Regions from separate parts of the Homo sapiens genome. Here regions 2 and 3 are each linked to region 1. The links are chromatin loops, found by intact Hi-C in ENCODE. Cell type or tissue: GM12878. All regions are shown on one strand.

What was found. Hi-C counts contacts between places; a loop is a spot of excess contacts. Peaks named below come from ENCODE experiments on the same cell type or tissue, not always from the same donor. Only the 100,000 strongest peaks of a DNase experiment are listed, where the experiment ranks them.
Region 2: a loop joins it to region 1, with 5 times the contacts of the local background. A loop is called at or near these places in 3 of 110 quality-filtered maps.
Region 3: a loop joins it to region 1, with 5 times the contacts of the local background. A loop is called at or near these places in 19 of 110 quality-filtered maps.

The regions. Positions count from the first base shown.
Region 1 is chr3:69,116,305-69,124,304 of GRCh38, reverse strand. LMOD3 (leiomodin 3) reads left to right here and starts at 1,710. Exons shown (of 3, transcript NM_198271.5): 1 at 1,710-2,212; 2 at 4,245-5,606. The coding sequence starts at 1,919. RefSeq lists an enhancer at 1,656-2,855. In GM12878, a CTCF peak has its summit at 3,237 (motif pointing left); a DNase peak (open chromatin) is centred at 3,234.
Region 2 is chr3:69,944,186-69,952,185 of GRCh38, reverse strand. MITF (melanocyte inducing transcription factor) reads right to left here. Exons shown (of 10, transcript NM_001354604.2): 6 at 3,018-3,135; 7 at 300-374. Among named protein-coding and RNA genes, the nearest start is that of SAMMSON, 52 kb to the left of the region's middle. In GM12878, a CTCF peak has its summit at 3,706 (motif pointing right); no DNase peak of the experiment used is centred here.
Region 3 is chr3:69,421,142-69,429,141 of GRCh38, reverse strand. It overlaps a transcript of FRMD4B not described here. Among named protein-coding and RNA genes, the nearest start is that of FRMD4B, 39 kb to the right of the region's middle. RefSeq lists enhancers at 7,465-7,964, 7,965-8,000. In GM12878, a CTCF peak has its summit at 3,699; no DNase peak of the experiment used is centred here.

The DNA of each region.
Region 1 (8,000 bases):
GTAGGTTGGTGCAAAAGTAATTGTGATTTTTGCTGTTACTTTAATCTACATATAAAAAGTATTTAATTTCTTCGTATTCTGTGACCTAGCAATTTCACTTTTTAGAATTTGTTCAATTTACTCTAAAGAAATAAACTTGTGTGTTTATAAACTATTTAGGTATAGGGATATTTATTAAAGAACTATTTGTGCTTGTGAGAATTGAAAACATTCTAAATATCCAACAATTGAGGATTGGTTATACAAATTATGGTACATCCATATAAAGAATCCTAACAGAGGGCAATAAAAAATTATTTAGTAGTAGAGTACACAGTTGCCTAGAAAAAAAGAATCCTGACTTTCTCAGTCAAAAAAACAGATGAGAAAAAATGATAGAGTTTGTATGCCTAAAAGAAAGGACTGGAATGAAAAAACTGAAATGTTAATAGTGGTAGCTTCACAGTGAGGTAAGGGGAAGATTTTGTTCTGTGCCTTTCTATGTTATCCTAACTCTTGTACAATGAATGTATATTTCGGAATAAGAATATATTTACGAGCCAGGCACGGTGGCTCACGCCTGTAATCCCAGAACTTTGGGACACCGAGGCAGGTGGATTGCTTGAACTCAGAAATTCGAGACCAGCCTGAGCAATATGGCAAAACCCTGTCTCTACAAAAAATACAATTAGCTGGGTGTAGTGGTGCATGCCTGTGGTCCCAGCTTGATCCTGGGAGGCAGAGGTTGCAGTGAGCTGAGATCGCAGCACTGCCCTCCAGCCTGGGTGACAGAGCCAGACCCTGTCTTAAATATATATATAATAAAACTTGTATATTATATATTATTGTACCCTTTGTCACACAAATAATGGCATGTAAAACACACTGTTTTGTACTTTGCTATATTGTGTAACCTTGTACACACGTTGTTTCACCCATGTAGGGGTATATCTGTAGGATACACTTCTCAAAGTGGAATTGCTGGGTCAAAGGAAATGGGCATTTGTAATTTGGACAAATGTTGCATATTGCCCCTTCAGGGTTTGAAAACAAAATCTTCTCATAGTTTCTTTTAGTATATTAGTGGTCTGGATTTCTTTTTTAACACTTCACTTTAGAGCCATTTTCATTGATATTGGCTTAATGGATACTTAATAAGAAAAGCAAATAATTTAAAATATTAAACTCACTTATAGTGGAAATCCAAGTGCTGGTTGTCCCCATCTGTTAGATCACAGGATCTAGATGCAAACAGGACATCTTGCAAAGGTTCGGCTTACACAGAGGATGAGTGACATAGCAAGACCTCTGTTCCACTGTGCACCACTTTATTTGCTTCCACACTCACCTTGTAGGGAAGAGGCAGACCCTAAGAGCTTGATTTCTACCTTCAAGTGAATTCTTTACTTCAGAAACAACTCAGGTTGCTGGTTGGATTTCCCTTCTGAAATATTGTAAGTTGCTTTAATATTTAAATAAAAACAAGTGGAATCCCCTGGAGTATTGGGGTATGTATGTATGAGCTGCATGAATTTGTGTATGGCAATATGATGGCATATAGGAAGATAATTAATTTTATTCCTGCAGAGATTCTGTAGTCTCTGCTAGTCTCTGGCAAACATAGCAGCTGTACTGAAATGTCAGATGGATTTGCGCAGCTGACTCAAGTTGCCAAAAAGAGAGCAGCATAGTTGTTCCATAAATTGACCCCATCCAGCCAAGCCCTGCTTAATATAGATCCGGCAAGAGCTTAGCTGTGATCACTCCTAGCTGCTCAGCAAACCACTGAGGTTCCTGGGAAAAAAAAAAAAATATCTCAAGGGTGTGTTAACTTGGGACACTCGTTAACTGGGGGACCTTCTTGAGGCTTTTTTCCTTCTTTTTAAAAATCATCTTTGATTATTCTTCTTTTCTAGTAAAATAATATTTAGAAAAAATAATGTCAGAGCACAGCAGAAATTCAGATCAAGAAGAACTTCTCGATGAGGAGATTAATGAAGATGAAATCTTGGCCAACTTGTCTGCTGAAGAACTGAAAGAACTGCAGTCGGAAATGGAAGTCATGGCCCCTGACCCCAGCCTTCCCGTGGGAATGATTCAGAAAGATCAAACTGACAAGCCACCGACAGGAAACTTCAATCATAAATCTCTTGTTGATTATATGTATTGGGAAAAGGCATCCAGGCGCATGCTGGAAGAGGAACGAGTTCCTGTCACCTTTGTGAAATCCGAGGTAACCAGAGATTTGTGTACAACCGAGAAATGGCTGCCTGGGATGGGCTGTTAGGTCTCTCTGTTGTAACTGTGATTTCTCAAGACTCCAGGGTTTGGTTCTGCTTTGTTTTTGCCATATCTAGATTAAACCATAATATTTAATCCTACTCCGACTGGAACTTTCTGAAACACATTTATATTTACAAGGGGAAAATTGGGTAATTTCTTGCAAATGTCTCTTTTTAAAAATTGCTGTCGGGTTTGCTGTGTCAGAAAGCCTGTGTTCTATTGCCACGATACTTAGTGACTTAACTCATAACCCAGAGGCAGTTGTCCTTACCTCTCTCTTTCTTTTTTATTGCAGGCCCCTTTGAGAAAGTAATGACAGCTCTGTAGCCTCTGTCTCTCTGGCACATCCAAACATACGCAGTGTTTCGCACACAGTGTCAAACATTTCAGTCCTCCTGAAGTCTGGCCACACAACCTGCAATTAAACCAAGTCGAATAACCAGAAAATGTCTTATATTATTACTATGTATTGGCTGTCAGTGATGACATTTAGAAATCGATGGCTATTAAGTGGTTTTGAAGCTAGTTCTTCACTTTCTAAAACCTGAAAGCTAGAATTGTTAACTCTGCAAACTTACTGTGCATGAGCATAATTTTTTTTTTTATGTTCCACTTGAAAATGACTTAACAAAAAGAGGACAGAGATGCCTCCTAGGTAAAGTCTCTTTAGGTTATGCCTGTTTACAAAGATACATCTTGTTAAATTACTCTGAAGCTGGCTGTAATTAAGGAAAGTTGTCAATTGGTTTTACAGTCAGTAGAGTTTAAACATGTGCTAAGATTAAGAAAAGAAACAGCTGGATTGATCAGGTTAGAGTTCAAGGTACAATTTGCAGATTTTTTACAACTGGAGATCAATGGATGAAAAGCCAATTCTATGTGAATGCCAGTTTCAGGGGGTAAAAACGAGTACTTGCAACATGTTTTTCCTTCCTCTGGTATAACTTGAACAGCTTGATGGTTGGCTCCCCCTTCTGGTCAAGGTGAGAAATGCAGTGGTGAAGACTTCAGGTGGTTAAGGTGACTTGTCACTGTCTCTTCTGACCTATGTTATGAGCATGAAATTTTTGCTCAAATGAACCTGTGTCTCAACTTGCTATACTGGCTTTCAAAATGATATCTATGAGGCCCACAAGTTGCATAGAAAAGCATTATAATTGATGTGCAAGAATCTAATACATATTATTGATAAAAGGCCCATTTTATTTCCCAGACTAAGCAATTATTTCTCAATGTCTGCATAATCCTGTTTCATCTTACAGCTGGCCCTGGTTCCTAGGCACTTTCTTTCACAAGAAACTGGGATAGTAAACTTGTCCTAGACAGAGTATCATGGCAGTTGTCAAAGAACTGAAAAAATAGAATCAAAATTGAGGTTTTAAATATATATATGTATATATATATATTCAAAATCAAAATTGAGGTTTTTAAATATATATATATTCCAAAATGTCAAACGTATCTAATTTCCCATACATTATGTTATGTTCTCAGAGGAAGTTCATGTACATTCTATACTAGATTAGTAGACATTGTAGGGATGTTAATTTTAGGGCAATAATTTCCTTATTCTAATATATTTATAGTATCACATTTATAATATATTGGAATAATAAGGAAATTATTGCCCTAACTCAGGACTGTTGGGTACTAGATGCCTATTTGGTAGATACAAAATCAAAGCTTCAGTGTATCGATGAACAATTCTATGAGGTTTTCAAAACAATTTTTAACTGCTTCTGAAATTAAACACCATTAAAAAGTACAGAATATTAAAATTAATAAGGTTTCCTTTTAATACTCATTTTAATTTATGGGATAGAATAACCACCCATTTTTAGCAATCAGCTATTTAAATAAGGATTATTTAAAATAGCAACCAGCTCTTTTAAATAAGCATTTTTATTATCTCCACTAGCTGATGCTCCACTTCATATTTCTTCTCTGCTATGTATTCTAACCCTCATAAACCTCTCTTGTAGGAAAAGACTCAAGAAGAGCATGAAGAAATAGAAAAACGTAATAAAAATATGGCCCAGTATTTAAAAGAAAAGCTCAATAATGAAATAGTTGCAAATAAAAGAGAATCAAAGGGCAGCAGCAATATCCAAGAAACAGATGAAGAAGATGAAGAAGAAGAAGATGATGATGATGACGACGAAGGAGAAGATGATGGTGAAGAGAGTGAAGAAACGAACAGAGAAGAGGAAGGCAAAGCAAAGGAACAAATTAGAAATTGTGAGAACAACTGCCAGCAGGTAACTGACAAAGCATTCAAAGAACAGAGAGACAGACCAGAGGCCCAAGAACAAAGTGAGAAAAAAATATCGAAATTAGATCCTAAGAAGTTAGCTCTAGACACCAGCTTTTTGAAGGTAAGTACAAGGCCTTCAGGAAACCAGACAGACCTGGATGGGAGCTTGAGGAGAGTTAGGAAAAATGATCCTGACATGAAGGAACTCAACCTGAACAACATTGAAAACATCCCCAAAGAAATGTTACTGGACTTTGTCAATGCAATGAAGAAAAACAAGCACATCAAAACATTCAGTTTAGCCAATGTGGGTGCAGATGAGAATGTAGCATTTGCCTTGGCTAACATGTTGCGTGAAAATAGAAGCATCACCACTCTCAACATCGAGTCCAATTTCATCACAGGTAAAGGGATTGTGGCCATCATGAGGTGTCTCCAGTTTAATGAGACGCTAACTGAGCTTCGGTTTCACAATCAGAGGCACATGTTGGGTCACCATGCTGAAATGGAAATAGCCAGGCTTTTGAAGGCAAACAACACTCTCCTGAAGATGGGCTACCATTTTGAGCTTCCGGGTCCCAGAATGGTGGTCACTAATCTGCTCACCAGGAATCAGGATAAACAAAGGCAGAAACGACAGGAAGAGCAAAAACAGCAGCAACTCAAGGAACAGAAGAAGCTGATAGCCATGTTAGAGAATGGGTTGGGGCTGCCCCCTGGGATGTGGGAGCTGTTGGGAGGACCCAAGCCAGATTCCAGAATGCAGGAATTCTTCCAGCCACCGCCACCTCGGCCTCCCAACCCCCAAAATGTCCCCTTTAGTCAACGCAGTGAAATGATGAAAAAGCCATCGCAGGCCCCGAAGTACAGGACAGACCCTGACTCCTTCCGGGTGGTGAAGCTGAAGAGAATCCAGCGCAAATCTCGGATGCCGGAAGCCAGAGAACCACCCGAGAAAACCAACCTCAAAGATGTCATCAAAACGCTCAAGCCAGTGCCGAGAAACAGGCCACCCCCATTGGTGGAAATCACTCCCAGAGATCAGCTGCTAAACGACATTCGTCACAGCAGTGTCGCCTATCTTAAACCTGTAAGTAGAAGGAGGGAGAAATGGTGACTGAGCACCCTCCATAGTAAATGCATCCCAACTTTATTCCCTCTCTGTTTTAACATAAGGGGATACTCACTAATTGAGACCAACTGGGGGAAGCCAATGAGCATTACCAATAGAACTAAATTACTGCTATCCCTAAGGATGTACACCTGTAGCACCCCATCTCTAGGTACGCCTATATGACTTCTGTAACAACGATATTAGCAGCTAACATTTAGGGAGCATTTACTATAGGCTGGAGTTGTTATATGAATTAACTCATGTAATCATCTTACTAACCCTATAAGCTAGGTACTGTTATTCTCCCCATTTAATAAAAAGGATACTGAGGCTTAGAGAATTTAATAACATGTGGAGGAGACACAGCTAGGAAGTGGTAGAGCTGACATTGAAACCCGGTTCTGAGTCTAGAGTCAAGCTTTAATTCACCTCTTCTTCTGACCTCTTCAAGTGCATATTCAAAAGAACACCATTCCAGCCACAATGGAGCTGACACTCAGAGATCCCTAGGAACCTACAGTGAGGAATAAATAAGAATGAGGCCAGGCCGGGCGCATTGGCTCACGCCTGTAATCCCAGCACTTTGGGAGGCCAAAGCAGGTGGATCACAAGGTCAAGAGATCAAGATCATTCTGGCCAACATGGTGAAACCCCATCTCTACTAAAAATACAAAAATTATCTGGGCATGGTGGCGGGCACCTGTAGTCCCAGCTACTCAGGAGGCTGAGGCAGGAGAGTCACTTGAACTTGGGAGGCGGATGGTGCAGTGAGCGGAGATTGCACCACTGTACTCCAGCCTGGTGACAGAGCGAGACTCCATCTAAAAAAAAAAAAAAAAAACCACCCAAATTGGGCCAGTTGTTTGTAGATAATGGAATGCTTCCAAAATGCATAGAAACAGTTCTTTTTAGTAGATGAAGAGAGACTGTTCGAAATTGCATTTGTATTGCTCACTTTTTAGGCAGATAAATGTTGAACTTCAGGTTGGTGTCACCATGAATTCACGGAGTTTTAAAATCACTATTTCAATTTAACATTTACCATGATCCACGATTACTGCCGAGTGGAAAAGTTATTTTCCGTGCAACTTAAGTTGCAGAAATGAAGATATTTTGGTCATTATTATGATGGCGTTTATTGAGGTTGAAAGATGTGTTCAGAGGCCGCAGGTGATTGATAATTAACTATATTATTTTAAAATCTCCTGTAATATAGCCACGAGATTATGTTGGCAGAATAGTCTGTATATTATTTTGTTACACAGATTCATGTTTTTTCAAAACATGTTGAATTTTTATGCATGCTTGCTCTTTTTCTGCTTTAAAGAGCTTGATATTCTGAAATAATTGCTAGTCTTTCACATATGTATCGTCCTTATTCCCAACTCCTAGAATGGAGAATTATCAATAGCCCATTCTTCTAAATCAAAGCTGACTTTCATCTATGATTTAGAGAGGCTCTGATTCTTCCTGGAGCAGTGGCCAGGGTGAGAACGCTGGAGGTCACATGAGGTCAGACAATGGTTCTTTGCCTGCCCTTGGGCACAACATCAAGACTTTCTGCACCTGCTCTTCTCTGGACAGCCAGAACTCCCCTAGGAATGAATTGGGGTATTGTTTGAGAGAAACTAGTTCTACCACTTTTCCAGTAACTAGTCATTGGCAAAGAATATTCAAGCCACCTTGGTGGCTGTACATTCAGAAAAGAGCAGTCTGAAAAGAATGATGAGACGTCTTTTGAAAAAATCTGTGCCAAAGGTGGCATGTAAGTTCGGAGTAGAAGAGGGAATGAAGTTCAGAAGAGCATCTGAACCAACTCCCTGACTTCTGAGTGCTCTGCTGAGCAAATCCATTTTTCCTGGGTCAATTCCATTCTATCCATTCACTTATTTGTTAATCTAACAAATATATATGTCAGGCAGATGAGAAGGATTGGGGATATAGTGGTAAGTCAGGTTCAGTCTCGACCGCACACAGAGCTTACAGTGTAGGTTTAATTTTTCACCCCTCTGCCTTTTACTCAACTGAGAACACTACAGTTTTGGGTCTAGAGTCTAGGACAAAAGACATTAAAATAAATTCATGATGATAATTGCAAGAATAAAACACCCCACCAAGCACTGCATTTTTCATATTTTAATCAATTCAAAACTACTACCAATTTTAAGTGTATTTGGTGGTGGTGTTTTAAAAAAAATAATTCAAGAAAAACATGCCGCAAAGTGAACTCTGACATGCTTTTTGAATGACAATCTTGCATATCACCCTCGGTTTTGAAAGGGCTTCATTTATTCTGAAGGATTGGCAATTTCTCCTGCCTTCAGTTGCCTGGCTTGGCCTGTGACAGATCTGTTTGCATGTGTCTCAGTT
Region 2 (8,000 bases), 830 kb before region 1:
GATCAATTCTCCCTCTTACCAAAAAGAGAGAGAGAGAGAGAGAAAACCACTACTAGAAACAAGAAAAATAAAAACTCTTCAGAAACTGAAAATAAGTATATATACAAAATTCAATTTGATCTGAGATAAAATATGGGGAAAATATATACCTTGGTTTCTGTCAAATACAATTTTCTTCCATAAGAGAGAATTTTAACAGCTGTAGGAATCAACTCTCCTCTACAGAATTTCTGGAAACATTTTTGATATATGGGGAACATTAATATCAAATGTCATGAACATAAATAAAACCAACTTACTCAGGTTGTGATTGTCCTTTTTCTGCCTCTCTTTGGCCAGTGCTCTTGCTTCAGACTCTGTGGGAAAAATACACGCTGTGCACGTGAATGAAGTCATTAGAAGTTGGAACTGTTTGAAGTTGCACAAAATGTAAACTACAAAATATCTCATTTCCCAAACATACAGAAGCTTATTTGACTTGACTCTAAGTAAAAATACGTTTTTTTAAAAATGATATCTTTTTAAAAAGCTTGCATGTTTTCAAAAGCAATATATATATCATATATACAATATGTAAAAACTGGGCTTCCACAAAATGGTAAAAAAAAACCCTGGTAAAAATTATATATAGCACACTGTAAACATATACAGATACTAGCAAGAAAGAAATCGATAATTAGAAAACTATGTCAATTTGCTGTTGATACTCTATTATCAGGGGTCTGATATATTTTCTTTTCAGGCCATAGAAGCTTTCAATCCTTTTTTGATGCCTGTGTAACGTGCTGATATAAAAACTGAGTAGTGGCCCAGCATGGTTGCTTGCACCTGTAATTCCAGCACTTTGGGAAGTGGAAGTGGAAAGATCACTTGAGCCCAGGAGTTCAAGATCAGCCTTGGTCTTTACAAAAAATAAAAAAAAATAAGTCCAGCATGGTGGTGCATGCTTGCAGTCCCAGCTACGGGAGGCTGAGGTGGGAGGATCACTTGAGCCCAGGAGGTCGAGGTTGTAGTGAGCCGTGATCACACCACTGCACACCAGCTCAGGAGACACAGAGAGACCCTGTCTCAAAAAAAAAAAAAAAAAAAAAAGCTGCCAAATTGGATCTCTGTCTCTTCTAACTAGTTCACTACTTCATAGAATGAACTCATTTTTTCAGAAGTTGGTGCCAGATTCTGTTAAAACCTGCTGTAATGAAATCATCTAATAACTTAGGAACCACTATTTACTAGCTTGAGTCTATAAAAACAAAATAGGAATAGAGGCATTTGGTGGCAACTGCAATTGGAAAGCTCTATTTGCATAGCAACTCTTGTGACATCTCTGGGATAAGAGATTACTTTTTGCCTTACAGAGAACAAAACAAAACAAAACAGAATTAAAAACAAAACAAAACATGTTACTTGACCAATCTGGGGATCCAGAAAGCTCTGTTATTTCCTTTTCAGAAGTGATAGCTGAAGCATTACACTACCATAATTTAGAATTTTATCTCAAAATAGAAATCTTTTTAGCATAACTTATAGCCACTGAAGCATATATATATATATATATATACACACCATATATATTTATTATATGGGTGTTATATATGTATATATGCATATCTATATGCATACATCCATGTATATATGCATATCTATATGCATACATCCATGTATATATGCATATATATGCATATCTATGTGTGTGTGTGTATGTGTGTGCATATATATATATATATATATATATATATAACTCAGAAGTTGAATTCTTTCAGTTGTGATGGTCAGTTCAAATCATTTTCTAGTTTTTTTTTCCTCACACAGAAGCATGACTTACATACCCTCCACTTCAATGATTCTTAAGTTGTTGTTGTTGTTGTTGTTTTGTTTTGTTTTGCTTTGTTTTGAGACAGGACTCATTCCTCTTGCCCAGGCTGGAGTGCAGTGGTGTGATCACAGCTCATTGCAGCCTGGAACTCCTGAGCTCAAGCAATCTGCCTGCCTCAGCTTCCCAAAGTGCTGAGATTACAGGCGTGAGCTACTGTGCCTGCCCGACGATTCTTGCTTTTGTTGTTGTTGTTGTCTTGCAGTAATTTTCCTTTTTGGTAGGGTAGCTACTTGTGTTTTGGTTTTGGATGGTTTTTACTTATTAATTACTCTTTTCACTCAAATCCATGGTTTTTAAAAAACATCTTTCTCCTGCTTATTTTCTAAAAAAAATTTTTTTAAGACATCCTTGACTGGAACAGGAATTCTCTGTACCAAATCCATATTCCATATTCTCAGTCTGTTCATCCAATCCTGCAGGATGCAAGGATCAAATAATAAAAAGAGGGGTGTGGTAAGGGCCATAAAATTCACCATGGTAGAATGCCAGTTCTAATATAGTTTCCGCCATGTTTTAATGACCAAATAAATGCCTTCCCTAAAGCATTAAGCAAAGTAGAGAAATAAGTAATTTCACACTTGCCTCAAGAACAAATAATATCCATTGCTCCATTTTATAATTTTTTCCCCTCTGTGTAATAAATCTTTTGCACACAATACAGCAAAAGACAACAGGAGGCATCTGAAGATGTGAGAAATATATTCTTATGCTATCCCAATTGTGGGCTTGAATGTGTGTCAAAGGAAAATTCAGATCTGGGTTCTCAAATGCAAATGCCTCTAGGGGCTTGTTAGAAACATACATATCAGGTAGGGTGGAGACAGTTACAGCTGAAAGAGTTGCCTACTATCCCCAACACAAAGGGGACCTTCACCACACACACAGTGATTGGTGACATGCAGTAATGGTGGCCCCGATTCCCAGTATCTCAGGAGATTTTCAAGGATCTCCTTGAAAAAAAACAGAATTTTCAAGTATAAATTCTCCGTCTTAAAATATTGCATAATGTTTTAACCACTGCAGAGACCTATAAAAGTTACGTCCATGAGTTGGATATAGTTTGCACATCACTATATCAATAACTTTGTCTTATCAGGAAATGGACAGAAATCTGCAGTAAGAGGCACATTTACTAGGTGTTTACCTGTGAGCTCCCTTTTTATGTTGGGAAGGTTGGCTGGACAGGAGTTGCTGATGGTGAGGCCTGGTGGGGGCAGACCTTGGTTTCCATAAAGATCAATCAAGTTTCCCGAGACAGGCAACTAGAGAGAGACAAACAGTAACAGAAATTAACTGTTGAACAATTCCCATGTTTTTTCAGATAAAACCTATATCCTACTCTAGGATTTATTTAAGAAAAATTATTTGATACAAAAAATCATTTTTAAAATAGGAAAATATGAGATGTTTACTTTTTCATTCACAGGTATTAAAAGAGAGGTACAGGATCTCCTCAACCAGTTCCCTTTGAGGCAGGAAAGTACAGTCTCACACCCATAAAATGACTACTCTAACTAGCCAGTCAGTTTATTTTGAGCATGGAGGCAATGAATAATGTGGTGAATGCATTATCTAGTACAACTAGTAGCAAACAGTGGGTGTTCAGGAAATGTTGGCTATTATTGTAAAACAGGATTGTATATAAAATGACCTTTTCACCAAATAGGACTTTCCATTAAAGTTAATTTTGTTCCTTCCTTCTCGTATCCACCTCTTCTTCTCACTTTTTCTTTTACAAGGAAAAGCAATGAAAGTTTTTTTTTTTTTAATTGGAAATGATTTCCTTATTGCTAGAGAGAAAAAGCGTTTCCTTGAAATTGAAATTTTCCACAAAGCCACAAGAGGGAGCCCACAGACTTTAAAAGAGAGCAAAAATTTACACTTTCAAGAGAATAATAATAAAAAAAAAAAGTAAAAGAAATATTTAGCCTTCCCCAAGCTAGCGTCAGAGTTTTTCCTCTAGTTCTGAATGGGCTGTTTTAAAGCAGCGAGTCCTCCTTTGGTTGTGTATGTGCATTTCTTGGTAACTAGCTGGTTGCAGCAGTTTATAGGCCTGTTTTTGTAGAAAAGGCCCAAGTTGATCTCCCTTCCCATGCCCTGAAATACAGTTTGAAATAGTAACTATGGAGAAATCGTTGACTGACCTCACTCCTTCCACTGCAGACACGTACCATTACTAGATTGATTCAAACAATTTCTATAACCATGATTACTGGGTAAGACTTTAAGTCGTTTAGCCCTCCCATTTCTTGATTACACATGGAATTGTATTCTACATCTGAGAAAAGTACATTCAGAAAGCATTTAGGTGTGATTAAAGTGTTTAGTGACTGAGAAGTATCTAGTAAAAACTGTATTCAACAGAGTACCTTGCATCCTCTCCAATGACCACTAACATACAGATGAAAATATACCACAAAATACAAGTCGAATGTGCTTCCCCTCATTGATAACCATTGCATCTATTTCTGTGATAGCCTCTAAACATATACTCTATGAATTAAACCCCTAGCTAAAGAGATTTGGGTGGGAGGCAATGGACATGGAATAAGATACTTCTTGATGGGTGAATCAGACACTGGCTCGAACAGAATTGGGGTAGGCAGGGAGGACAGACAGACCAGCAGAATACAACTCCCTCTTTTGCTCCTTTTTGAAAGCAGCGTTTATAGTATATGCATAAAACCTAATACACATACCCCCATACACAGGCACAAAAATAGACATCGTGGTCATTTAAAATGCCCTTGTATGGTATTTCAAGGCCCTCTAACTAAGGAATTGATAAAAAGTGACTTTGATTATTAGCTGTCATTTCACTAAGTGGTTTTAGTTGAAATAGGTTACCTTCTCAGGGTCAACCTTGCTCTGTGTGTGTTTAGTTTTATTCTTGTCCAATTTAACGCAAAGTGAAAGGCACTCACATGTTTCAAAACAGCCCTGTAAAGTACCAGAAAGACTAAACTTATACAGCTGCCATGATGTCTGGTAACTCCTTGGATTCCAAAGCTTTATTCCCCTATCTTTTGAGAATTTTGGATTTTGGGAAAACGTTGAGGTTTTAACAAACCAAGAATGTGACTTGAAAATTCAAAGCAATAAGCTAAAAGAAAAATTATTCCACTTGCTCTAGAAAGGTAAATCACACATATGGTTTTCATAGGCAAATTGTATGCAAAACTCACTGTGTTATTATGATGATTTGTTAGGGATAAATAATAGCAACTGATACACATCTCCAAGTCATTGATAGACCTATGTTGAACAGATATCTAATTCTAAGCTTCTTCTGGACAAGAACATATTTTCTAACTATATTCTAAAGAAGAGATATGTACATGACTGAGAGAGAGAATGCTTTCTGCCATAGACAGCGAGATGGACAGGGTGGGGGAGACAAAGAGCAACGTGGGGGATACCTAGTGAGAAATGGATTGAGATGCATGAAAAACTACAGAAAGTACTGCTGTGATTAGCATGGATTGACGACAGTGCACATCAAAAAGGGAAATGAATTAAAATCCCTATAGCAAGATGCCTCATTGGGCACTCTACTGAGATCAGACATCATTACTTCCAGTTGAAAAAGCTTATAGCCCTCTATCTACTTCTCTGAAAGATTTCCTGCTTCGGCTGCTTTTCCCATACTTGCTGATTAGGAGTGGGAAGCAGAAAGCATGGCAGAATATTTTGCTGGGGGTCATCTCATTTTTTGGGTGCCTACTTTGGGCCAAGCACAGAATTAAAATGGCACTTTGTGTATGGCATCTTACTGCTTTTTACAGAAAGAAAAGCCAAGATTTTTGCCATTGCCTAATGGAGGTTTTTGGTCGGAGGCTCACGTCCCATGTTAACAGCAGAACTGGGGGTGGGGAGAGTATCAACATGCTGATATTAACCAGTTAGAAACTGCAAACTTTCAATTCATCTCCAATTAGACCTGAGGAAATAAAAACCCTGCCGCTTACTAGCCGAATGTGGATACTCCAATTTACCGATTAATGGTGCAGAACTTTATAGCCTGTGCTTAGGAGTCAGAGATCCGGATTAAAATCCTGCCTCTTTACGAACTTGCTATGTGATATTAAGCAAGTTCTCTGAGGCTTAGTGTCTCCAATTGAAAAGTGACAACATTCTTCTCACAGGGGTCTTATAAGATTTAATAGAGATAAAGTAGGTGAAACAGTGCCTGCTACTTCAGTGATCAATAAGTGGTAACTGCTATGATTAACAATACAGTATTCTAATTTTCTAGGGAGTACTGGATTCCCACTTTACAGTTTTGACAGGTGAGCTAATTTTCACTTGATCAACAAAACCACTTGCTATGTTAATTACTAAGTACATTGTCAACGATTAGACAATTTTTTACCAGACTGCAATGCAAATCTAGGAACAGAAATCAGGGAATCTGCAAGGCTGAGGTGACCAGTCATTATTCCAAGTCAGGCATTCCACACTAGAGCTGATTTTGTTTCCCCGGATCAATATCTGGAGGTATTTTCAGTTGATGCACCTGCAGGGGATTTGCTGCTGGCATCCAGTGGGTGAAGGCCAGGGATGCTGTTAAGCATCCTAAAATGCACAGGACAGTCTCCCACCACAAAGACTTATCCATCCCAAATGTCAACAGTTCCACATTTGAGAAACTGTGTCCTAAATGGTGGTGTATGTTCTTTCTATCAACCGCTCTTATTTGCTGAAGCTACTAAAAGGAAGGTTGATGGAAATAATTTAAAATGTGTCTCCTAGCCATGCATTTTAAAGAAAGGATTCTGTAGTTGGTTCTTCTGCATTAGAAAACTTTCCCGATAAATACAGTTAACATCATAATTAGGTCAAAATAACACCTTTAGAGCTAAGAAAAAGGAAGAGACTTCTTCTATTAACATGTATATTTCACATCTTTGTGGGATTTTTATCCAGGCCATTTACCTAAATGACAAGATTTCACTTCCAGAGCACAAACTGCACCATGGACAGATGAAAGCCACAGTCTAATCCGGACAAACAAATTGAAGGAAGATGCGCCTGGGTCTATGCCCCCATACTGGTCTGAATTGAGTTCTTCAATGTTGTGCTCCACCAAAATGAATATTTTTCCAAGTAAATGATAATTGTAAAACGTTATTATTTTTTCTCTCTGGATGGTCCCCTTTTCTGAATATCAATTGAGCACTGTTAACACAAGTAAACTGGGACTTTTATTCTTTGTTTGTGATAGTACAAGAGGGCCCTTGTGCTCTCAGAATAGTTATTTCTAGACTTCAATTCCCTTAGGACAGTTTCCTCTCTAAGTGTTCCTTCCACTTTATTTTTTCCTAAGTAGTTAACTTGAAATAAAGCATTTCAAATAATCAAATAAAAGAAAAAAATGCCTAACACGAAGAACATTAAACTTTACTGTGGGAAAAAATTAAAATGTTAATAGGTTGCAGTAGCTTTGTTACTTAATTTTGACAACTAAAACCCAAGTTCATCAAGAATAAGAGCTAGTAACTTACTTTTAGTGAGAGCTTATCAGGGCCCAACTGTTCTAAATGCTTTTTGTGGGCTACCTCTTATAATTCTCCCATTAATTCTATTGCAGTAGATGCTATTATGATCCCCATTTTACAGACAAGGAAACACAAGCAGAGAGGTTGAATCACTCCGTCAAGAGTATGTATTCAGATGTCTGGTTCAGAGTCTGTGCTCCTAATGTTGAAGTTACATTGTCTTTCCCCTAATGGCAAAATGCTGAAATAGATTTGTTGAAAGACTCTAATGGAGCCACATTTAGCCTTTCCAGTATGGGGATAAAGAAGAGAAGTGGATGCCGGGATAAAGTCAGTGACTTCTAAGGGTGGCTGCAGGGGACTCCTCTCCTGTCTGGGAGTTAATTCAACTCTGCCCAGAGGATCTTTCTTATCTGGAAATTCCCTTGAGATGGCCTCTCTGCTCCTGAATTGTCCTTCTCCCCTCAAGGGCTAAAAGAGTCTCCCCCTTCTAGACTGGTAACCCCCGTGAGAACAGGAAGCACACCTTAGTCACCTTCGCATCCACAGCACCTTGCCTGGTGCTGGCCACCTATTAGGCATATCCATAAATGCTAAATTAATCTTTAATATACTTTCGGAACAACGAG
Region 3 (8,000 bases), 300 kb before region 1:
AATGATGGTACTTCCATCTAATAGAACACTCTGACCTTTAAAAAGTGTCAGGGTAGATCTCTCAAAGGTATTAAGTAACAGAGGGAAAAAAGCTGCCAAAATGGTGTGTATTATGAAATCCTGACACATGCTACAACATGGATGACCTTTGAGGGCATTATGCTATATGAAATAAGCCAGTCGCAAAAGGATGAATACAGTGTGATCTTACTTGTATGAGCTACCTAGTGTAGTCACATTCATAGAGATGGAAAGCAGAGTGGTGGTTGCCAAGAGCTGTAGGGAAGAGGGAATGGGGAGTTACATTTTAGTGGGCACAGAGTTTCAGTTTGAGATAATGAAAATGTTCTAGAGAAGGATGAGAGTGATGGTTGCACAACAATGTGAATGTACTTAATACCACTGAACTGTACACTTAAAAATGGTTTAAATGATGAATTTTTGTTTTATCTACTTTACCACAGTGTTTTTTAATGTTAAGAAGAGGAAAACTTTCCTGGTTTTTCCAAAGAAAAAGTGTTAATAGTTTAAAATACCACCATAATACATTTTAGTGACAATCAGTTAAAATTTCTTAGTAGTCTCAGGATCTAAAACAAAAGTACAATATTTTTAAAAGAAAAAAAATCTATTTTCCTTTTAAATGATGCCTCATGCACCTAACTTTAGTGGTGCAAATTAAGAAGCAACAAATTACCAGCCAACTGCCAAATCATAGTACCTCCTAGTTCTGCTGGGGATTAAAAGAGTTAACACTTGTTGTTTTAGGAACTTTACAAGTGTTAACTCATTTAATCCCCAGCAGAACTAGGAGATATTGTGATTTCCATTTCACAGATGAGATCACTGAGAACAGAGAGGTTATGTAACATGCCCCAGGTCACACAGCTAGTGAGATGCAGAACTGGTTGTCATCAAACCCCAAAATTATATAGCTCCAGAGCACAAAATAGTCTGAGCCACTGTTTTACCAACTCCCAGCTCTGAAGAGCTTCTGTATTAGAAGAGTCATCTATAAACTATGTTGGCCTTTTTAAGATTTCTACTGCATAGTTACAACTGAAAAGCTTGAGTGCACTGATACAGCTACTAGCTTTTCTTCAGTAGATGCTTGTTAACTTGAAATATGTAAATGATTTGTCTCTAACTGGGAAATTATTCTTTAACATTTACCTAGCTTCTTGGCTGGGCGTGGTGGCTCACGCCGCCTGTAATCCCAGCATTTTGGGAGGCCGAGGTGGGCAGATCACTCGAGGTCAGGAGTTCGAGACCAGCCTGGCCAACATGGTGAAACCCAGTCTCTACTAAAAATACAAAAATTAGCTGGGCGTGGTGGCACATGCCTGTAATCCCAGCTACTTGGGAGGCTGAGGCAGGAGAATTGCTTGAGCCTGGGAGTTGGATTTTGCAGTGAGCCGAGATGGAGCCACTGCACTCCAACCTGGGTGACAGAGTAAGAATCTGTCTCAAAAAAAAAAAAAAAAAAAAAAAAAAAAAACATTTACCTAGCTTCTTACTAAACACAGTCATGGAGGAGAACAAGGAAGGGAAGGCTACGTGTAAAAACACAAGTGTTCTAAGGTTTTATCAGAGAAGAGCTCTGAAAGGAATTCTCCATATTGGACGGGGAAAACGTGATCTTATATTCTTCTCCCTAAGGTTCATGTCTCCCAAAATGTTAGGTTAATTTTAAAAATATATTTCATGTTTATATTCAAACAGATTTAGAAAATGCTGAATTAAAAGGCATTAAATAGTTTCTCTTCTGCAGGAATTCTTAAGGGCTTAAACACAATGAGTTGCCAAAAAAACAGGTATATTAAGTAATATATAACAATATATTATAAATATATTATATAACATATAAATATATATTATATTTATATAGTATGTAATTGTTTCCCAGAGTTATTTTTACCACAGAGCCCTTCTCCCACAGAAAATATTGAGGGGTTAATGCTTCCTGGATCACTTTTTGGAAATCTTTGTATTAGGGATTTTCCAAATTTACCACCAGAGGTCAGTTTTCCCCTCCTTTTATATTCTGACTAAACACTGACAAAACTTAATTTTCTCTCAGCACACCTGAGACAGGCTGACATTTTTCAAGTAGACTTTGCTTAAAACTTTTAAGGGATGAGTGAAAGAAATAAAAAAATAAGAATCCCTATAAATAGTCACATTTCCAAAATCTATGAGGCTGAGCCAAAGAAATAGCAAATCTACCAAGCTCTGTTGTACCAGTATGGAGAACAAATTCTCAGCCATATTGCTTGGCTCTTTTTCCCTCCTGTTTCTCAGCCAAGTGGCCTTTCTGTCATCTCAGCCCCTAAGCGCATCTGTGGGCTTATCTTATTACATCTGAGGATAAATCCCATAGACCCTGTGTTTTCACGGTTAAAATTATTTTCTGATTTAAATATCCTGGGTCTGCAGTGTGATCTTTCCTCTCAGTCCTAGCTGGCAGCTCTGAGATAGCTCTGTGGTAATGAACAAATATGGCACTCCTGTGAATCTTCTAGTCCTAAGAAAAGCAACTATGCAGTTAATATGCTCCCCTCCTTTCCTCTGCCAGGACAGACATTATTAATCAACACAGCACCCTTTCTTTGTAGAACTCAGAACGGGTCTCACAATACTTCCTGAAACAGGGCTCCAGGCAGGCATTACCAATAGGTTGGTATTAACGTGAGAAAACTCTAAGGCTAAGTCGTAAATTCCTTCCACTTCTGGACTATTCTCTGTTGACTGTCTTTTGAATGTTAATCTCCGTAATCCTTTACCCAACACACACACATGCACACACACACACACACACACGCTTTTAAAAGTTTGTTTCAAATCCACAATAATGAAAACCTATTCATTACAGCCCCAGCATTTCCTTATTCATACCTTATCCTTAGCAAACTATATGGGTGCAACACCTGATTTAAAGAGAAGGGCTGTTACATCCCAGCATATGCCAGAAGCTCCACACTTAGCCCATTCTGTTGTTTAACTTTGGATTCCTATTGATAACATGGCATATGCCCTGTTTTAAAATTAGCACTTGCTTAGAGTTGCCTTTGTGTGAGGTATTTAGGAAATGGCCTGTGTTCTTGATCAATCTTTAGCAAAAGCTGTGGTATTAAAGCTATTAAAAGGCCTAACCTGTTATGGTAGACTTTGAAACTAATTATCACCTGACGGTTCATTTCTTTTTAATGCTGAAAGCTTATTTTAGCATTAAAGAATAAGAGGGTAATATAGTGTAGTCATTAAGCATACGCTCTGGAGTTAGATGAGGTTCAACTCTTGGCTCCCCCACTTACTTGGGCTTTGGGATCTTTGGAGAGTTACTAATTAATCCTTTTAAGTCTTCTGAAAAAAAAGATAAAAATAATACCTATCTTATTGTGGTGCTTTTATAAAACATTATTGTGCATCTACTTTGTACCAAGTGCAAAACATCACAGTGAGGATTGAATGAATTGGGAATTTACTTCACCTGGCATCAAGATGGAACTATTAATCTTTTAAAGCCCTTTTATGTTTCAGCTGAAGCCATCACGAAAGGTAGGGGCAAAAGAAGACATGCATGTTATTGAATTGCAGATCGATTAGAGATGAGATTTAGGTGGAGGCTGGCCAGCAGGGTCCATATTTAATTTCTCAGTTGTGCATTGGAAGTGAACTTTCCCCCATGGGCAGTAGGGTGTGCTGTGTGAACAGGATAACTACTTCTAGCACTAGTTTCAGGTGAGAGTGTCTCTCTTCACTTTTGGGGAGTGTGTTCGTGAACTAATGAGCAGCAAGTTCCACTTTGCTGTTAGTTCTCTAGCTTCTGTTTCTTGTGAACTTTAACTCCATGCACGTTTCTTATGGCAATAGAATTGATTAACATTTACTGCATGTCCTTTCTGGCCAATGCAGTGTTGAAATGAATTTACTGTGTAAGAAGGAGGTGACGCTAATACACTGGATATTGTTAAGAAGGCATCATGGAAATACTATATAAATTAACTACTGATAAGAGATAATAACACCATGAAAAACCATGGAAGAGATGAAAGCCTTTTAAAACACTAATAGCACATCACCTACCTTCCTATTTGCCTAAGTCACTGTCTGGCTGCAGAGAAGTAAGCAGAGGTAAAGTACATAAAAGCAGAGGGTTGCGGGTAGGTAGAAATAAAAGGCTGTTATAGTTCAAGTCCTAATTACCAAAGGCTAAAGATAAGGTCAACAGCACCTGTGATTTTTCTATATTACATCTATATAACTTGTTATTTAGAATCTTACATTCATTATTTTAGCTTTGCCTCTTGAAATCAGCTTCAGAATTACCTTCCTAAGCAAATTTTAAATTCATCTTTGAATTTTTAAAGAAGTTGCTTTTTTATTTAAATCCCATATTGGGATTTAAGGTAGTCAACATATATCTTACCTCAATTCTTTTGTCTTATAAAAGTAATTCTGTTTCTGCCAATCTAATAGGAGAAAAAATATCTCATTTGTTTAATATTTATTTCCGACTATCAGTGAAGGATTTTTGTATATTTATTGGCTGTTTGTGTTTCTTATGAAAATTGCTTATTCCCATCCCTCTTTGTCTGTGGATTTGCTTCTTATATTAGTAAGCTAAGAGAGAAACCACTCAGAAGTGACAGACTAAGGCACATGTGCCTTAATAATACAATCCTGGCTGTGCTGTGGCTTTCACCTGTAATCCTATCTCTTTGGGAGGCCAAAGCGGGAAGATCGCTTGAGTCCAGGAGTTCGATGCTGCAGTGAGCCATGATCACACCACTGCACTCCAGCCTGGGTGACAGAGTGAGACCTTGTCCTTTTAGTGTCAGTATACAGTCAGTTCTCATTATTTGAGGTAGTTATATTCAGTAAAGGCATCATGAACACCAAATTAGCAAATACTGAAACATCACACCTAGGGGGAAATAAGTTATGCTGCTATAAACCTCGTCACAACATTCTCATCAGCCAGTCAGTACATAACCTTGTTTTAAGTGTGTTTCTGTTTAAAGACACATTATTTAATATATGTAGTTGATTCATTAACATTGAACTCATATCAAAAGTACTATAATTCATGTTTGAATGAAGCTTATCTAAGACATTATTTTTTTTTAACAAGGACATTGCAGCTGCCTTCCACTTAGGAACTTTGTCCATTTGGGCTGCTGTTACGAAATACCATAAGCTGGGTAGCTTATAAACAACAGAAATGTATTTCTCACAGTTCTGGAGCCTGGGAAATTCACCATGAAGACACCAGGCCATTCAGTGTCAATGGATGAGGGTCCTGCTAATACCACTTGACAGTCCACTTGATTTGGTAGACCCTGATAAGGGTCCACTTTCTGGTTCATAAATGGCACCTTCTCATTGTGTCTTCACTTGGTAGAAGGGGTAAGGCAGCTCTCTGGGGCCTCTTTCATGAGGGCACTAATCCCGTTCATGAGGACTGTGTTCTCATGACCTAATCATGTCCCAGAGGCCCTATCTCCTATCATTCTGACACGGGTGATTAAGCTTCAAACTATTAATTTTGGAAATACACAAACATTCATACCACAGCTAATTTAGCAGTTCAGCACTATGCTTAGGGGGCATTTTAAACAGCAAAATCACCAACCAAAAGCACCAACATGTGTAAAACAGGTTGCTACATAGACTCTGAAAGGGACGTGTGTACCTAACATGAACTGAAACAAGAGGGCAGCGCTTTATTTTGTTATATCTCAGCTGAGAACAGGAGCATTGGGTGACTCAAATTTTTTGCTGTTCCCCACAAGTCAGAGAATGATTGCAAAAATACCTCGAGCAAAGGCTAAGTGTGGTGGCTCATGCCTGTAATTGCAGCGCTTTGGGAGGCCAAGGCGGGAGGATCACTTGAGCCCAGGAGTTTGAGGCTGCAGTGGGCTATGATTGTGCCACTGCACTACAGCCTGGGCAACAGAGCGAGATCCTGTCTCTATTTTTCAAAAAAGTACCTTGAGTATTGATTTTGGAGTTATGAATGAATTCTAACCAGTAGGCAAGTTTGAATTTTGTAAATAATGAGGACTGACTATATCAATAAATTTGTCTCACAAAAAAGGGCCCTTATGGTCCTTCCCTTCATTCCTGAACAACATTGGCTAACTATACAACTTACATGGGACTCATGCCCAGTGAGTCATATATATAAGTCAGAGCTCAGCAATCCCTGCCCTACAGTTCAGCAGTCTCTCCATCAGAGAACTTTCAGGACATAGGGGTCTGCAAGCTACTGCCTGTGGGCCAAATTCAGCACACTGCCTGTTTTGCTACCGTCCTGAGCTAAGAATGTTTTTTTTTTCCTTTTTCATTTTTAAATGGTTGTATGGGAAATCAAGTAACTATTTGACACATGAAACTTATACAAAATTCAAATTTTGGCGTCCACAGATAAAGTTTTATTGGAACAAAGCCATGCGCATTTGCTTACATATTGTTGATAGCTGCTTTCATGTAATAAGGCAGAAATGAATAATTGCCATAGTGATCATATAGCCCACAGAGCTGAAAATATTTACTGTCTGGTCCTTTATAGAAAAGTTTGGTGACTACTGACCTAAAACATTGCAGCTTGTCACAATGGAGGCTCTTGCACAGGCAGTTAAAAGCTCTGTATGGAAGTGATATCTCACCTAGCAGGGGAGGGGTAAGTACTAGAAGTAAAATAGGGTTTCTCTCTTCCCTGCCCCCTCTCCTTTTCTCTTCTTTTTTTTTTTTTTTCAGAGTCTCGCTCTGTTGCTCAGGCTGGAGTGCAGTGGCATGATCTCAACGCACTACAACCTCCCGGGTTCAAGCAATTTTCCTGCCTCAGCCTCCCGAGTAGCTGGGACTACAGGCACATGCCACCACGCCCAGCTAATTTTTTGTATTTTTAGTGGAGACGGGGTTTCACCATGTGTTAGCCAGAATGGCCTCGATCTTCTGACCTCAAGTGGTCTGCCCTCCTCAGCCTCCCAAAGTGCTGGGATTACAGGCATGGGCCACCACGCCCGGCCCCTCTCCTTTTAATATAAGTTTAGATTTCAAATCCCTATGAATGTACTTTGTGTGTTGAAGCAGATTAGAAAGTATCAGGCTGCTTCTATTAACAGATCTGCAGAAACCAATTTAAATGCAACTGAAGGGAACTCATCAGAGTGAAAATAAAATAATGACACCAATATTTTTGTGTTATGGTTATGCCACGAAATTCCAGTAGCGTTGTTTCCTATCAATTAAGAAAGTAACCTTTGTTTCATTTTGTCTTTATTTTTTGTTTTACTAGCTGAAAGTTATCTTAGACATCACTTAGGCCAGGGCTATCCAAGAGAATTTTCTACAAAGCTGGACATGTTTCAGATCTGTGTTATCCAATATGGTAGCCACTAATACCTGTGGCTATTGAGCAGTTGAAAGGTGGCTGTTGTGACTGAGGAAGTGAATTTTTAATTTTTGTTTAATTTTAATTAATTTAAGATGAAATAGTCACATGTGGCTAGTGACTAGCTTATGGGACAAGGCACATCTAGACTCAAGATTGCCAACTGCTCTGCAGGCTTGATTTGTTGCCAACACTTAAAGATTGGGAGACTTTATGTAAAAGTCTGAATTGTGGCTTCCCAGGAAAAATTGGAGCATCTGGAGACACTGGGAATGCCCTCACTGGACAAAACATGTGCTCTCCAGTCCCCACTGTTCCCTGTCATCCTGTACCCAGCCTGCTACATTTTCATTGCCTGCCTGGCCTCTGTTGGCACTTGCATGTACAATCCCTAATCTAATTCAACCTCAGATGACTCTTCATACGGGAAATAAAAGCCCAGAGACACAAAGTGCCTTATGCAAAGTCATCCGGTAATTAATACTAGAGCTGGCACCAGAATTCAAGGGCCTGGCTGGTATACTGTCTCCCAGAGATCTGACTACTGGCACCTCTGGGGCTGTGTGAGGGTGGAGGAAAAGGGGGACCAAGTAGCACCTGG